2 separate regions of the Homo sapiens genome follow, and region 1 is linked to region 2. Evidence: chromatin loops called from intact Hi-C (ENCODE). Cell type or tissue: gastrocnemius medialis. All regions are shown on one strand. Each heading gives the region's core, and the rest is flanking DNA. Links, peaks and the distances in the headings are about the cores only. Region 1 overlaps LDLRAD3 (low density lipoprotein receptor class A domain containing 3). Region 2 overlaps LDLRAD3 (low density lipoprotein receptor class A domain containing 3).

Evidence for each region. A loop is a pair of places that touch in the nucleus more often than their neighbours do. Peaks named below come from ENCODE experiments on the same cell type or tissue, not always from the same donor. Only the 100,000 strongest peaks of a DNase experiment are listed, where the experiment ranks them.
Region 1: it touches region 2 in a loop (2.4-fold over the local background); 2 of 110 quality-filtered maps call a loop at or near these places.

What each region holds. Positions count from the first base shown.
Region 1 is chr11:36,068,493-36,077,386 of GRCh38, forward strand. The region is part of intron 2 of LDLRAD3 (low density lipoprotein receptor class A domain containing 3); the gene reads left to right. All of the region lies in intron 1 of LOC101928510 (a long non-coding RNA gene), which reads right to left. Among named protein-coding and RNA genes, the nearest start is that of MIR3973, 63 kb to the left of the region's middle. In gastrocnemius medialis, for the core only: no CTCF peak of the experiment used is centred there; DNase peaks (open chromatin) are centred at 5,129 and 6,652; H3K27ac peaks cover 2,163 bases.
Region 2 is chr11:35,946,620-35,955,513 of GRCh38, forward strand. All of the region lies in intron 1 of LDLRAD3 (low density lipoprotein receptor class A domain containing 3), which reads left to right. Among named protein-coding and RNA genes, the nearest start is that of LDLRAD3, 7.0 kb to the left of the region's middle. In gastrocnemius medialis, for the core only: no CTCF peak of the experiment used is centred there; a DNase peak (open chromatin) is centred at 5,242.

The sequences.
Region 1 (8,894 bases), core at 496-8,495, 120 kb after region 2:
TGGAACTGAGGTGGAAACCTGGATGCTTCTTTTCTTTTCTTTTTGACAGAGTCTCACTCTGTCACCCAGGCTGGAGTGCAGTGGCGCAATCTCAGCTCACTGCAATCACCGCCTCTTGGGTTCAAGCGATTCTCCTGCCTCAACCTCCCGAGTAGCTGGGACTACAGGCATGTGCCACCACACCTGGCTAATTTTTTGTATTTTTAGTAGAGATGGGGTTTCACCGTGTTAGCCAGGATGGTCTCGATCTCCTGATCTCGTGATCCACCCACCTCAGCCTCCCCAAGTGCTGGGATTACAGGCGTGAGCCACCGCGCCCAGCCCAGAAACCTAGATGCTTCTTATCTCTGAGTCCTTCTGACCTCTTAACCCTAGGCTGTAGACCTCCTCTTCTCAGCATAAAAGAGAAGAGTTTTGGAAAGAATTTTCTACGAGAGAATCTTGTGGCAAAGCTGTTTCAACTGGATGCCTTCTTTCTGTATTTATATTCCAGTTAGCGTATGGTCTGTTGCTCTTTCACTCCCCAGTGTGTACGTCTGAAACAGCCAATATGTTATTTTAGGAAGAAATAATACATTGCAATATCTGATCAATAAAACTTGGAGTCTACTCCAGTAGTCATGTGGAGCTGAACTGTTGCAACAAGCAAAGGACTTTTTGCTCAAGCCATAAATTTTGCAAAGGCTAGAATTCCAGGAGTGAGTTTGCTTTCTGGGCTGTTTGTCATCTGCCTTGGGACCACAATAAAGGAGCTCCCCCGTTTAGCCCCCAGATTTCCTGGAGAATCCAGGCAGATTACTTTTTAGAAGTCAGTTATTTTTACAAGGCCTTCTTTGCTTTCTTGTCCCCAACCATGAAGTCATTTTCAAAGGAACCACAGTTTGACCTTTTACCAAATGAGCTAGAGGACTGAATATATTAATAGCAGCAACATCAGATCGACCGCTTTTTGCAGTTTTTAGCTAGCAATGGCCACATGTCGGTTTTCACTTTGGGGAGCTGTGCATGTTGATTCAAATTATGTGAATTTTATACTTTGATTCTTTTCTAACATATACTTTTGATTAGCCCTTGTCATTCTCACATCTTTACAGTGAGCTGAATTGTAACTGGTTCATAGCACATTTTTTTATGAGAAATAGGGCTTTTTTTTTTTTAATTAATGAAAAGATGCCAGGTACTTTTGCGTATATGAGAAGCTTGTTCATACTGACCTCCTTTCAGTTGCTCCTTTACCACATTGTTCTGCCTCCAGGCCTTTACACAGGCGGCTTGGAACATCTTTGATTCCACAATTCCACAAACACTAAAATTTCAAATGTGGCCTAGGTGTCTTCTATGTATTCTCATTCTTTGCAGGTGCGACACAGAGTTTGTGAATTAATATTAGTGGAATGAAAAACGGAATGAGTAAGGCCTCATGCTGTAAATATTACATTGCTTTTCCGCCTAGACCGTGGCCGACCTCAGCTGAAACCGACCTTCCCCTGAGAAGCCTGTTCTGATGCCAGCCTCGTTCCTAGTTTGAGATTAAGCATCCTATAGCTCCCCAATCAGGGCACTATTTGCATTACATGCAGAGGCTCCTTTACCTGTCTCTGTCTTCCACTATCACAGAGAGAGCCTGTCAGCTTCGCTTTTGAATCCCCACACAACTGACTCAGCACCAGACAGGTAATAGAATGCTTAGGAATATTTTGATATTGGCCAAACAGGGGCAGATTCTTTATTGCCTCTTTAATCCTATTTTCTGTTGGGCACAGGTAAATGTAAATCCTTACAAAGTAGACAGAACTGAGTAAGTTTCAAAGCTCTAAAAAGGGCCTTTTTGCTTGAACAAAAACCGTTTGTATATGAGCCCACAGCTTTTGTGTGTGAAGCAGAATTTGTATCTTGCACACAAATGGGGAAGAAGAGAGCAGTGTTGAAATGGGGAAAGATCATAAAGAGGCCAGTTGTTTCCTTGTGGATATTTATCTCATGGTAACTCCTCTATCTGGGGTGTATTAGACTTGGCTTGAAGGAGTCATGGCCAGAGTAGGTCCCTCATTGGCTGTGTAGCCATGATTCTTGGAGCGGCAATAACATCAGGAAGAAAGGAATCATGAGGCCATTTGCTCTGTGGGTATAAGAAGGTGGTAGAATCGGTCAGAGCAGGATGTTCACATTTTAGTGCCCATTGAGATCCTTAGTGTGCTTAGTAAAAATGCAGATTCCCCTAGGGGAGAGACTCAGGAATCTGCATATTCACAAGCGTCCCTGGGGATCCTGCTGCAGGTGGATCACTGACTTGTTCTCTGCAACACTGCCCCAGAGGATGGGGAATTCTGGAGAAATACTGGCAAGTAGGACAGTCCTAAGAGCGAGAGCCTGCCCTTGCCCTTTGTCAAGGTCCTTAGTCAAAGGAGACCATGTAGCCCAGGAAAGTCAACTCAAGGAGCATCTCACAGAAGGAGGATGCTGCATTTTGCCATGATTCCTGCAACCCAGAGAAACCAATTCCAGCAAAGATCGATGCCCTGTACCCGGTGCAAATTTAGAATGATAAAAAGAAGAGTCATGGTTTCCTTGACCAGACAGGAGTGTCCCCTACTTTGCAGAATAATGAAATACACAGATGTTAAAATGAAAAGAGACAGAGATGGATGGAGAATAATAGAGCGCAGCAGCAGTTAAGGAGCAACTTAACAAAAATGCAGAGGAACCATGGGATGATCTCAGCCTTTGTGCTTCTAGGAGCGTCATTGCCAACTTGAGAGAATCAGCCCATCGCAGACAATCCTAGGCTGGAGGCTTTTCTCATAGCTGTCTGTGGCCAGAAGACAATACCAGTTCCTCAGGGAGGAGGCAGTCAACAGTCAAAAGGATACCAAAATGTAAAGCATGCATGTCCTTTGACCTAGCAGTTATACTTTCACGAGATAATATACAAGTGGGAAAAATAATATATGTATCTGGCTGTGCATTGTTTATTGAAAACACCCCAAATGTCCATCAGTAACGGGATTTATGGATACATAGACACAGTAAAGTTACCCTTAGCCATTAAAAATGATGATGTGTACCAGTAGTTATTGACAAGAAAAGATGTCACAACATATTATGTAGCAAAAACAGGTTTCAGGATAGCATATATTTTAAGGGTGCATTTAAGTAAAATTGCATGCTCGGATTTCTGCCTATTAATTCAGTCAGTAATTATTGAGTAGTCTGTGTGCCTGGCACTTCTCTGGGCATTGGAGATACACAGTGAACAAGACAGTGGCCCTTTGCTATTGGAAGTGTGGTACCTGGAGCCAGCAGCATCGCCTGGGAGCTTGTTAGGAATGCAGGATCCCAGGCTCCACCCCAGACCCACTGCATTTTAACAAGGTCCTGGGGCAATCCATTTGCACACACTAGTTTTTGAGACCATGCTGTAAGAGCATGTTTACCAAAATGTCCACAGAATACTTCCCCACGTGGTGGCAATTTGTTATAAATTTTACATCTGTCTTTGTATGTTCCTCCATGGTTTGACTTTTTCACAGTGAGCTATGTCTTGTGTTTATAAAAGCAAGGGTGGTGATATTGTGGAACAGCTCCTCATTCGTTGGGCTCTCTCAGCCACATACTGGCAGGATCCTGGGGCAGGAGTGGGAGGTGAGCAGGGGTTGAAGGTGAGTAGCTGTTGCTCATTTGGCCAACCACAGAGGTCTAGAAGAGAGATCCTGGAGACCCACAGCTACAGCAGGAGCTGTTTCCATAGCCTGAGAGATGCAGCAGGTCTGATTAGCTGACTTCATGGCTGTTCTGGTGGAACAGAGAGGCTTCCACATTGCAGCCTCTGTCCAGCTCTTTTGTATGATTGCTGCCTGGGAAGAGTCTGGGGAGGTGGCCAGAGACAGCAAGCCCATGCTGAAGTTTCCATCATCCTCCAGGACCTTGAGCAGCCCTGAGCCCTTCCCAGACAGATTGGGAGCTACAGGCATGATGTCTGGGGAAGAGCCTTCTATACAAGGCCTGGACAGTTCTGCTCCTGTGGGAGAAGGGCTTTTTCTTGGGAGTCTCTCCTGTACCTGTCCCAGATGAGGGGTTTGATCAGGTATGGCTCTAGGGTACCCTGCCTAAAGTGTAGTGTAGTTAAAAGAAGCTGGACTCTAGAGCAGAAGAACTGGACTATAGACCAGTCTGACCCTAAATAGCTATGTGACTTTGGGCAAGTCCAGTTGCCTCTTTGGGCCTCAGTTTTGTCATCTGTGGAACGTGAGAATTAGTTACTGAGTGCACCTATGTGGACTGCCTGTGTGCCCCAGCTGTTACACGAGTCTTTGTCCTTAGGATATCACAACCTGGAGACACTGGAATGCCTCCTGGCCCCCTCTAGTTCTCACGTGGACCCCAAATATGGGTCCCAGGACTGTCTCTGATTTATGACCTGGTTGTCACTGGCTTCTGGTGAAATGGGAAAAATAAGGACATCTAGTGAACATGTAGCTATAAAGTTTCTACCCTTTCAGGGTGGAGAGTTCTTTACTCTGAGACTTTGCCTTCCTGTATTTCGGATGCTAAGGCAGCTGTTTATTTAGGGTATTAGTAAGTAGAGCTCATTGCTGGTGTTTTTGTAAGTCTTTGTGTAAAATAAAAAGTTGGCAATTGTATTAGTCTTTCCTCCACTCTCATCTACTTTTTTTATTTTTTATTTTGCTGATCTGTGAATTCCAGGACTGTGGGAAGTAGGCTCTAAAAAGTGGGGACATGACTTAGATCAGGAAATAAACCCAACTCACAGGAGACCCTTGGTCCCCATCTTCCTGCTAATGAAAGCTGCCGCTTTGAAAAGTTTGTGGACCAGATCCTTGAGAAGTGGTGAATTCAAGTATTCAATGGAGTAGAGTCACCCTGTCTGCCTTTGTCAGGGCTGCTTTAAAGACAGGCAGGGTCAGTCTTTCACCTTCTGTCGGGCGCTGCTGAGTTCTACGAGGAAATCTCCCCTTTGTGGAAATAGGGGGTGAGAGAGGGACAGTCGGGGCCTTGCCCAGGACCCCCCTTCCCCACAGCCCTGTAGCAAGTCATGCAGGCAGGGAGCAGCTGACAGCTGTTGTCTGGGATAGGCTTCTCTCTGCCCCTGCCAGGCACTCGGCTGGTTGCCTGTGATCTGCTTTGCAGGCATGTGATGATGCAAATGTAAATCATAACAGGACAGGCTTCCCTGACATAAACAGCAACTGAGCATGCTGACCAGGCAGGAAGTCTCATTAGTAATTCCTGAAAAGGGTGCAAGGGCAGGGCCAAAGAGCTGGTTAATTGAATGATGGCTAATTCGTTTATAATTATTCATATTTTCACTCTTTTCTCTTTCTCCCATAAAACCTAGTCCTCTGGAGCTGGGCTGGTCCTTAGAGAAATCTAAGGAGGCGGCAGAGCAGCTGTGCCATGGGAAAGATTTGAACCTTGACTTTGTTTATTAGCAGTGTCAAGTTACTTCACTTCTGGACCTCAGTTTTCTTATCTGTAAAATGTTTTTTTTGTGTGTGTGAGAACTTAAAGAAAAAGATATCTGTGAAACAGAGCGCAATGCTTAGCTCATATTAAGCATTCAGAAAATGCTAGCCATGTTCTCCGGCCTCACTCTTTCCTTTTATAGGTTCATTTGGACATTATGCAAATATTTATGAGGCACATGGTGTAGGCACTGTATGGTGCAGCTCCTTTAAAAATGGTAAATGAAAGTATGCAAATGAGCGTACGTTCTTGGAGGCTGGAAGGCAGAGGCGTTAGCCAAACAGCTTAATACAAAACTGGGGAGACCAAGTAGTGATGTGTCCTGTGAAGGGAAAGAAAAGAAGGCTGAGGGTTAGAGCGACTAAGGGTGGGAGTGTAGGTTCTACTGCAGATAGTGCAATGATTCAAGAGACTGAGTAAGATGGAGGAGTGAGCCATGCTGAGCCCTGGGAAAAAGACATTCCAGGCAGTGGGAACAGAGAGTGCAAAGGCCCTGAGGTGGGAATATGCTGGCTGGGCTTGAGAAGGAACAAGGAAGCCTGTGTAGTTAAGATTTCCAAGATGGGAAGATCTTCATGGCCTTCATGAGAAAGCCTGGAATTGGAGAGCAGCATGATGACTCTAGGTTTTATTCTAACGTAATGGGAAGGCAGTGACGTTCTTACTAGAGGAGTGATGTGCTGAGGCTTGAGGAAACACTCTCAGCGTAGATGGCAAAGCCTATAAGCATTCTTCCCTCATCCCTCAAAAGGTGATCAGAACCAGACTGGCTGATCAAGGACCGTGTGTCAGAAGCTTGAACCTGTCTGGAAGGACACGATGGCTGGAGAGCTGGCAGAGGGGCAAACCTGACCCTGGAAAATGGAACTCCTCTGCTTTTCTGTTACTGTAGACTTTCCCAGCAGAAGCTAAAATGCCCATCTGTGCAGAAAAAGCATTAACGCAGCAGGCCTGACTGCTGCCCTTTGAAAAGTCTGCTTGGAACATTGGCCCTTGGCTGGCAGCTGGGAACCTAAATTTCAGTAGGTTTCCCATTACCCAACTGTTAATGGTGGCTCACTGTGCCTAAACTGGCTGTGCAGACAGTGTAGTTGATGCTGTTTTTCTGCTGGAAGTCTGGAAATTTGGTGTACCGAGAATGCCTGTGTGACCAGCCTCTCATAAAAACCGTGAGCACTGAGCCTCTAATGAGCTGCCCTGGTGGATGACATTTCACACATGTTGTCAACAACTTGTTGCTGGAGGAATTAAGCACATCCTGTGTGTCTACCCTGGAAGAATCCTTGTGAAAGCTTGAGCCTGGTTTCCTGTGACTTCATTTCATATGCCTTTCACTGTAAGAAATCTTAGCTTTGATTATATGCCAAGTCCTGGGAGTTAGCCTAGTGAATCATTGAATCTGTGTGGGCTTGGGGACCCCTGACACAGCATCTTATATGAAGGGACTGTAGTGTTGGTGTATCTCATTACTGATGATGTTGACCATGGTCCCTTGGCTGAGGTGGTATCTACCAAGTTTCTCCACTGTCAAGTTACTATTTTTCTCTTTGTAATTAATAACATATTGCGGAAGATACTTTGACACTGTGCATATCCTATTTCTCCTCAAGTGTTTATTTTCTAATTTTAGCATCCATTGCCAGATCTTGCCTGTAACAGTTATTACAATAGTGTCTGCTTCGTGGTGACTTTCTGTTTCCTGCACCTCTTCTACATTTATTAATGAGAAGTCTTCAATAAGGAAGAACTTTCCTTTCTCCCCTTTTTACTTACTTATTCAACAATTTTTGGTATCAGTCTCAGGTACTAGATCCTTATTTTGTTGGCCTCAGATATTTATTTTATTCTCTGTGTCATAATCTGATACCGTTGTTGATTTTGTTGCTTGGATGGTTCTAGCTTTGGCTATTGGGAACTTCAGGTTAACTTCTGTGTCCTTTTGACATGCCCCCATGATATTTGGACACTTATTTACTTTATTTTGACACTTCTGGCAACAGAAGATACTCTGGGTTCATCTTGTTTGTATATTCTTCCTGGAATCAACTATTTCTCCAAGGAGGTTGGTTCTCTTTGCTGGATAATGGTATTTAGAAACCAAGATCTGGGTGCTAGGTGTGCTTATTGCTGTTGAGATGTACTGCTTCTAGTCTTCTCTCAGCAGACAGAGCTAGGAAATGTATGTATGTGCATTATCCCTTACATACACACAAGTCAATATTTATTTTTGTCTGTCTGTCCATCCGTCCATCCATCCATCCATCCATCCATCCATCCATCCATCCATCCTGTCTGTCTAATTTTTAAAGACCTTGAGTTCATACTGGTGACCTCCAATTCCTTCAAATTTCCATTGGAAATTTTGGTTCAGTTTCAATGAACCAAAGCCTCAGGATTCACTTTAGCCTTCTCACTGTCTTTTTTTTTTTGAGATGAGTCTCTCTCTGTCGCCCAGGCTGGAGTGCAGTGGCACAATCTCAGCTCACTGCAACCTCCACCTCCCGGGTTCAAGCAGTTCTCTGCCTCAGCCTCCTGAGTGGCTGGGACTACAGGTGCCCGCCACCACGCCCGGCTAATTTTTTTGTATATGTAGTAGAGACGAGGTTTCACCATCTTGGCCAGGCTGGTCTTGAACTCCTGACCTTGTGATCCACCCACCTCGGCCTCCCAAAGTGCTGGGATTACAGGCGTCAGCCAATACGCCTGGCCTAGCCTTCCCACTTTCTTTATTTGCAACTTCTTTCTCTGACAGAAATCTTACAATATATTTACATATTTGTTCACCCCTAGTGCACCCAGAAGACAGTTTCAGAATTGATGACCCATACCCTTGGGAGAAACAAATATAACTAGTGTACAGTATTGTAGATTTTTTTTTTCTTTAGCTTTATGGAATCTAGTCAACATACTGTTTTCCTGAGTTACTTAGGCTGGTTCTTTTCTTCCCCATCCCCTTCAGTGTGGTGGTGTTATTTACTAGTAATACAGTTATGTTTACTTGTTATTGTTTATATTTCATTTTGAGTTTTCCCCACATGTGATTGATTTTAAGTGTTTATTTTTGGGGTATATAAAATACTACCGTAGTTCTAAGATATACACTGCTCTGAGTATATTTACACAAGTATATGTTAAGTCAGATAGATATACTCGGAGAAATGTGTAACCTTCTCATCCTGTTATCTTGTCTGATATCAGTTCCCCATGTTTTTTCACTCCTTTCCCACTCACACCCTGTAGATAACCAATCTCTTTAGTTTCTGGTTTATCCTCCTGTATTTCTTTTGCACAGATAAGCCAATACATGTATGTTTTCTTATACCCCTTCTCTTCTTATATGGAGGGCAGCAAAGTACTGTTACGGGATCTTTGGGGTATCACTTTGCCAACTGGAAATTTCTGTGGCCAGT
Region 2 (8,894 bases), core at 320-8,319:
TGGCTTGAGACATTTCTAAAGGCAGCCATGCTGGATGATGGTCCATCTTCTCACCTCCTCCAGGACTGACCTTTGCCTAGACTTCCTGACATTCTGTATCAGTGAAAAGGCTTGATTTTCCCAGGAGTGAGTGTACTCCCAGGAGTGAGTATTGACCTTTTCTCCTGGAAAGATCTGCTTAACGGTGTGAGGGGTGGGTTTTATTGTTTTTAACTTGCTGAGTAGCTGTGCACATCTCAGCACAGCTCAGCTCGGGAAGATGAGGCCTAAAAGAGGCCTTGTACACCAGAGTACAAATAAACACACCTTGTTGCTTTTCATCTTCAAAGAGATGTGACTAAGGCTCCCTACTGGGGTGTGAGATGTTTTTTCCTGACAGCCGACTTAGGCCATTTACTCTGGGATAAGTGGGGGAGGGAGAGAGATGGGAGTAGGAGAGGGTGGGGTGGTAAATTCTGGGCCTTGAAGAGTGGTTTAGACACCTTTCAGCCAGTCTGCAGGATAAGTTGAAAGTGGACTTGTATTGTCACCTTTGTAAAGCAGTTTAGAGAATTTGGAGTTTAGGAACACTTATAATCAAGTAATTTCATGTTAAAGAATTGGCCTTAAGCCGGAGTAATGGCTCACGCCTGTAATCCCAGCACTTTGGGAGGCCAAGATGTGTGGATCGCTTGAGGTCAGGAGTTTGAGACCAGCCTGGCCAACATGGTGAAACCGTCGTCTCTACTAAAAATACAAAAATTAGCCAGGTGTGGTGACGTGCGCCTGTAATCCCAGCTACTCCGGAGGCCAAGGTGGGAGAATCACTTGAACCTGGGAAGCGGAGGTTGCAATAAGCCAAGATCGCGCCGCTGCACTCCAGAGCAAGACTGCCTCAATTAAAAAAAAAAAAAAGAAAAAAGAATTGGCCTTTACAACCTTGCCTGTTTCTGTGGGCAAGGGAAAGAGAGGGAACCCACTATCAGTGAAGCATCTCCTGTGTGTGAGATGCTTTGCTCATTACTTTAAGCACATGATCCCATTGAAACTTGCCAAGGATATCATGTGGCAGGAAATCATTGTATGGTTCAGGAGAGATTGATAATACCCAGGGTACCACAGTAAAGGCTGAAGCCTAGATTCTAACTTAAGCTTCTCTTTGCCCCCTACCTGGGCTTTTCCCACTCTGTTTCCAGGCTTCCTGCACCATGCTTCCATGCCTTTCCTCCACAGTGCTCTTGCGAATTGACACAGTGAGATTGTTTACATGAATGCTCCCCCTCCCCAAATCTGTTCACTTTGTGGTCACTGCCCAGGATCTATTCAGCAGAGACATCAGCTTTCTTTGCAGGATACTTTGGTGTTCATGGTAAATACATAAAATACATCTCAATCCTTATGTGAAGATGAAACTTTTTCAGACTAACTCTGGTCCTTTTGCTGTGTGTGTGGGTGAGTGACAAACACTAGGCGGGGAGATGATACCAGCCAGGGTTCGATTTCTTGACCCGAATTGTAGTTACATGGGGGTTCGTTTTCATTCTTTGAGCTCTAAATTCGTATTCCCCTCTTAAAATGTGTTTATTGTATTTTAGAATTAAAAAAATAAGGTACTTTCCACCATGGAGATGCCTTGGAGTGATGGAACTGTTTTTAGCTATGGGATTGCCCCAGGGATGGATCTATTTTTGGTTGTTGGGTTTTCTTGTTTGTTCTTTTCCCCTCTTTCTGTCTTCAAAATATTTAGGAAATGCTTGGACCATTCTAACCATGCAGTTTTGTTGTTGTTTTGCCAGTGCCTCTACCTGACAACCAGGGAGATTTTTAAGTTGGCTGATCGTGTGTGTGTGTGTGTGTGTGTGTGTGTGTGTGCACATGCACACATGTGCATATGTATGTAACTGCCTTCTTCTATTGTTGTGAAAAAATCTACTCACTTGGATGCTAAGGAGTACCTTGAAGATGTTTGCTGGGAGAGCAGCCAGGTACTTTTGATATGCCGTATTTGCTCGTCACATCATTGGCTTGATGTTTAATACATCTTAATATAGTACGTGGACTTTTATGACAGAGTAACTGCTTGGTCGGGGGAGAGCAAAAGTTTACTTGAGATAGGATTCTTAGGGCTTTTGGAGGTGGTTGCAGGGATGGGGTTAGTCTCGGGCAGGGTTTCTCAGCTTTGGTACCAACGACACCTTGGCCTGGATAGTTCTTTGTTGTGGGGGTTGTCCTGTGCATTGCGGGATGGTCACAGCAGCATCACTAGTTCTTGATGCCTGTATTGGCTTACTCTTCACCCACAGCGGTGACAGCCACAAATGCCTCCCGACATTGCCACGTTGCCCCTAGTTGAGAACCCCTGGTCTAGCATGAGCAAGTGTCCTTGCCATGCATCTTGAGCATCATTACTGTGCATCATTACTGTGCATCATTACTGTGCATCATTACTGTGCATCCTGAGTGTGTCTTCTGGATGCAGGGGGTCAAGATGCCATCCTCCTCCCAAGGGCCTTTGGGCTTTGGCTTTATGTTTTGTAGCCACACAGTTCCATGGGAAAACCCATTCTTAACCAGGAATGCCGTCAGCACTGACCCTTTCCCTCTCGCTTTCCTCTTGTGTCAGAGTGAAAACTTCTGGAATTTTCTATATGTGGTTTCCTTGGGAGAGACATATGCAGAGAAAGCAGGTGATAGGCAGGTGACAGCTGACACCAAAAGCCACCTGGTTCCCTGAATGTTAAACCTGGGAGGTTCAGCAGCCCTGAGGGAGGGCTATAGGAGCACAAGCTGCCAGATTGCCTTGGAAGTCTTGTGTTGAAATCCTAACCCTGGAAGTTCCCCTTCCTCCACTTCACAGAGTAGGTATTGTTCTTCTGGGCTCCCCTTTCCCTCCCCATAATTCCTTCTCCCTTGCCATCAAAAGGCCTTACAACTTGATTCGTTCTGCAGGTGCTTGGGAAAATCATCTCTACTAGCGGCAAGCTGTGTGTGTGTGTTTTTAGAAGTTTTCATCGTACACTTTTTTCTCTAAAGTCTCTTTGTTGCTCTGTGTCACTTTATAACACTTCAGTTCCTTTAAGACACTTTTCCTTCCAGCTGTCGTTTTGCTTTGCTCTGTTCCAAACCTTCCTTAAGAATTGTGCTTCCACCTCTCTTCAGACTAGCCACATAACTTATCTGCAGCTGTCTTCTTTTGGGCATGAATTCACAGGATGCAAGGTGGCACCCAGAGGAGGACGATGGCTTCCTGGGGAGAAATGCACATTGTTTCAGTTCAGGTCCATTTATCTGAAACCATGCCCTCTTGGAAAAGCCTTCTGTAGTGAGGAGCTTTAGCTTCCTGAGTGTGCAAATGTCATTTTCTTTGTCTTTGGATAGTTAGCAATTTCTTAATATTTTATTTGGTTGTTCGTCATTGTGCCATCATCTCTGCCACACCCAGGCACTGTGTCTATTTCCAGGGGTAGGCGAAGCCATGTAAAACTTGTTCTTTGCCCTTGAAGACCCAAATGACCCACTGATGGAAATGGGATTGTTGACCTTCTTCGTTATCTGGGAAGGGTAGAGGCTCTCTGCCAGTGTAATCTCGGAGGCATTTCTAGACAGGAGTTGTACTGATGGATCTTGGACCTTGATGGGAACACAGAGCCGTGAAGATGTCACAGTGCCCAGGCAAACATGGGTACTGCGTCTTCAGGGATATTTAATCAATGTGTCATTCTTGAACAGGTTTCAGAGGTGATGACACATGTCCTAGTTTGCTTCTTTAGCTTTCAAGATAAAATACTGGTATACGTGTATTGGTGCTCTGTGACTTTTCTAGCTCTAGGCTTCTGAGGTTTGAGCTAGAAATGTCTTCTGTGGCTTTTGGACAATAGCCTTCTTTACCTTATGGTCATACACAGTATATATGTGTATGTGTGTATGTGTATGTGTATGTCTGTGTATACCCTGGTTATATATATATACTGTATATGTAAAACCTTTCTTACCTTCTAAATCCTGCTAGATTGAAAGCTCCTTGAGGGACTGGGATCATATATTAAGTGTCTGTGATACTTTTTCTTTTGTGGTGTCTAGAAGAGTGAGAGTGGCTCCCATTCATTGAAGGTTTACTCTGTCTGGCAGGGTGGCAAGCACTGTACGTGTCTTATTTTGTTATAAACTTCTTGAATTACAAACACTGCAAAAATAATACACGGGGGCCAGGAGCAGTGACTCATGCCTGTAATCCCAGCACTTTGGGGGGCCGAGGTGGGCGGATCACGAAGTCAGAAGATCGAGACCATCCTGGCTAACATGGTGAAACCCCGTCTCTTCTAAAAATGCAAAACGTTAGCCGGGAGTGGTGGCACGCACCTGTAATCCCAGCTACTTGGGAGGCTGAGGCAGGAGAATCACTTGAACCTGGGAAGTGGAGGTTGCAGTGAGCCGAGATCGTGCCACTGACTCCAGCCTGGGTGACATAGTGAGACTCTGTCTCAAAAAATAAAAAATTAAAAAAAAATACACAGACTGAGTACGTGCTTATGATACAAAATTCATACAAATTAGAAGTAATGGCAATAATAAAACATTAAAATCCTCCTTCATCTTCCTTTCCCATTTCTCTCCCCTCCCTTAAGTAACTACTGTGAATTGTCTGGTATATATCAATTTAGCTTTAACATGGATTTATAATTATATACAGGTACACACACACAGAGACATAATTTAATGAGCTCCTGCTTGTCTCTATTTGTAGTTTTTTGGCTGGCTTTTTAACTCAAGTACTATATTTCATCAATTTTATTTTGAGCCATGTGAATGCGTCACATCTGTCTCCTGTTGTTTAGACATTTCAGTTAGTCCCAAGCAATTTGGCAGTTTCCCTCACCTTCCCTTGCTTTGCTCGGCTCTTGAACAGACACCCCTTTTGTTGCTATCTCAGAAGCACAGCTGATACACCTTCAGTTATTTGTGTTTTCCTCTTTTAATTCTCTTAAAGGGCTGGCTCTTGCTTTGCAAGAAAATATGGAATTATGGTAATTTCTTGCAGTGAGAGATATTTGCTTCACTATTATCAAATTCATGCTGTTTCCCTGCCTCTTTGTGTATACACAAATGTGTTTAATTTTTCATTTCAATGCCACATTTTAACATCATCTTTTGAAGGACATTCTAAATAGCAGGTCACTTCAACCTGTGTAGTACCAGCCATGCACATAACTGGAGGGAAGTGACGAAATAGGAACAGCTGTGACCAAGTTTACCCAGGCACTGCCAGTGACCAATAAATCACAGCTTCCGCCCACCCTGTGCTTTTAGAAGATGCAGTTGGCCATTAGGTACATCCTGATGTCAGAGATGTTACAACATCAAATAAAAGTGTCTTCTTGGCCATCTTTCTTTCGGCTCTTATATACCTACCCATGCTTTTAAAAACAGCTTTCTGGTGTGTGTACATACTATAATTTATTTAATGCTTTCCCTGCTGGTGGATCTTATTTCATTTTCAGAGTAGTTTATTCAGGTGGGTAGTATGCTTTACCGTTTTATAGATGAGGAAACTAAAAGGTTCAGTAACTTTCCTAAACCTTCGACCAGTAAGAGATAGTTTCAGAATTGGCACGTGGGTCTGCGTGACTTAGACTTGGTCTCCTAACCACTGGCCCTGCTGCTTTGGTATAGAATAGAAATCCAAGTCTGTATGTGTTGGGAGAAGAATTGCACCGTCTACCTTGTGCTGGAGAATTCCAGCATTGCATAGGGATGTCAATATTGACTTCATGCTTATCGTGTTGGATAGAATGATTTGTTAGAGAGCCATTGGAGTGGGGGGCATCTCAAGTTGATTCTACTCAAATGGCCTGTCTTTGGCAGATAGAAACTGCTGTTCTCCTATGTGGAGAACGTATCAGTATAGGTGTTGAAATTGGCTTTTGCAAAGACTGAATTTATTAAACAAAAATAAGAATAAACAAGTTATTTCAGCACCATGACACTTGCCTTTGAATATATTAATGATAGAGATAATTCTTCCCCCCTTTATGGGAATATTTTGTTGGAATACCAACCAAAAGCAATTTCTTTTCAGCACTTCCCTCAAATAGTGCTGGGTGCCAAATAGAAGGGCCCACTGTTCAAAAAGTCTGGAAATATATTTTCTAGACAAAGATACAGTACTGATGATAATGCCTCGTATCAAAAGAGAAATTAAAGTATTTTTAGAATTACTTTCTGACCCTGAGCTTAAGCTTATATGGTCCATGTATGAGAGAACATTTCCTGAACTAGAGATTGATGTTCTTTATTGTGGAAGCTGAAATTTTAATATGTTGCTCCAGAAAGAAACTAGAAATAATTGGCCCCATCTTGTTGCTTCAAACTAAGGGGCTCTTGTGCGAAAGTAGGCAGTGATGTCTTGTGAGAAAGTAATGCCACAGGCCTGTAAAGTGTTAGCTACAGGCAGAGCAGAGTGAACCCCAGGATTTTAAACTTACTCCCAAGGCCTTTCCAGAGACCTGAGAACCGGACTCTCCTTTTGTTGAGTCATTGTGATATCAAGAGACAGGTGATAAATTGGGTGAATTCGCTGTTGCCCAAATCCAACTGTGATTTTTGACAGACAAATAGCGCAGTGTGCAGACGATGTTGTCTCTGTCCTGGCGAGCGGCCACGGGGAGGGAGGGCAGGCCCTTTAGCTTACTCTGGAACAGGCCTTGGGCATCCGGGTGCTGCAAGGATGTGGAATTTATGAATAACTTGATTTAGAAGACTTGCATACCCAAGGTGCCAGTGTTCCAGGTGGCAGTGGGACACTTATGTGTTTGTTGGCATAAAGAAATGAAAGCATAAAGGGTGTTTAATTTTATTGCATTAAAAATCCCTTCTCATTATTATAAGACCGAGTGAGTTTGGCTTAGCGAATGTCAGAAGTGTGTCCTCTTTGATGGCATTACTGGAACATTTTCCTTCAGCTTTAGCCTTGAATCAGAGCAGTGTTCTCCAGGCGTCGTTAAACTAATTGGACATGGCTGAAAAATGAGCCCTAGTCACACTTGTAGTTCCACAGTCCGTTGAAAAAAGCCTCTTGATTGATTTGGAAAGTTCTAAATTTAACTTGTTTTTTTATTATAAAAATAAAATTGGGGGAATTTGGGGAGGGGAAGAGTGATTAGCAACATAGGGTATTTCATCAGAGTTCAAGCTGTAAAGAATGGTTAATGCTAAGAGAAACCAGAACAGAACTAAATAAGGTGTTTCAAAAACAGATTGATAAAAACATTGGCATAAGCTTGATTAAAAAGTATGATACTAGCAAGTGAGCCCAGCTGGCAGGAACCTGGGGAAGCAGGATTGGAATGAGTTGATGCTTACTACTGTAAAAGAGATAAAGTTGGAAAGAATGACTTTTACATTAAGAATATTTGGTATTAATGAAAGATAGAACTAATCTTGTAAATGTTACAGTGTAACAATAAACATCGGTGGATCCTATGAAGGGCAGTGGTGACATAATAAAGGTTTAGCATACCCAGAGTTCATTTGTGTTATTCAAGTAAATGATAATGATGACAATACAAGAAAAGCTAACAGGTGTCAAAAATATAATAGGGTTCAGTTTTTGAATAATAAGCATACCAGAACAGTCAGAGATGGTACAAAATATGAATGTATATATATTCAGCGGAAGGAACACTGCCCAGAATTGAAGGGCAACGTCAACATCTTTTAAAAGTACCCATAAAATGTGACTTGGCAACAATCCTGAACAGAAAAAAGAATTCTTCTCTTTTCCTGTGTGACTAAAGCTCCATGAGGTGGGATGGAGTCTATTGTGTTTTTGATGTCTATCTTATTTGTTGTTATACTCCAGAACCTGATTCAGTGCTTGGCATAGTATCAGGCACACAGTAGGATTTCCTGTAAGTTACCCTACAAGAAGGAATGAAGGGGATCACTAAAGACATGACTATGACTTTGAAAAAGAGACGGAATTGGGAGAGTCAGACTAAGCCATGGTGAATGAAATTTACCTGGCCAAGCTAACTTTGCCTTTTGGTGAAAATTGCTTCTCCTTCGCTGGAGTTTAGAACAGTCTCATTGATCTTCAAAGACTTGGAAAGATCTTTACAGGATATCCCTTGGCTTAAAAAGACAAAGAAAAAGAGGCCTTTGAGAGGGCAATGTATTATAGCAATTTTAAATCAGGTGATAAATTAGATTCATTATGAGACTAGCATGTGACATATCAAAAGGGTTTCTGACAGGCTAATGAAAACTGCTATGCATCTTAATTCCATTTGAAGGGAGTTTACATAGTTTACTGAACAAGTAGGAGAGGTCACCAAGAGGAAATAAATTAAAGCAGGTCTGTTTTATAAAATAACAGTATTAGGCCGGGTGCACTGGCTTACACCTTGGGAGGCCGAGGCGGGCAGATAACTTGAGGCCAGGACTTCGAGACCAGCCTGGCCAACATGGCGAAACATCATCTCTACTAAAAATATAAAAATTAGCCGGGCATGGTGGCACATGCCTGTAATCCCAGCTACTCGGGAGGCCGAGGCACGAGAATCGCTTGAACCTGGGAGGTGGAGGTTGTAATGAGCTGAGATTGCACCACTGCACTCCAGCCTGGGCAACAGAATGAGACTCTCTCTCAAAACAAAACAAAACAAAAAAACAGTATTAAACACATGAAATAGTAAGGAACAATTGGTTATCTTCTGGTCTAGTTTAAAAGGAAATAAAACTTTGCTGGTCAAACCACGCAAATGATTCCAGGAAGGAAGCACATCAGTAAATATAACATTAAAGGTAAGTGGAAGGTGATATGAATACATCAACTAAAGACTAAATGTAAAGCAAAATGTTACTCTTATTAAAAGAAATCACCTATCTGCTCACTTTCGGACACGTAGTAAAATTCA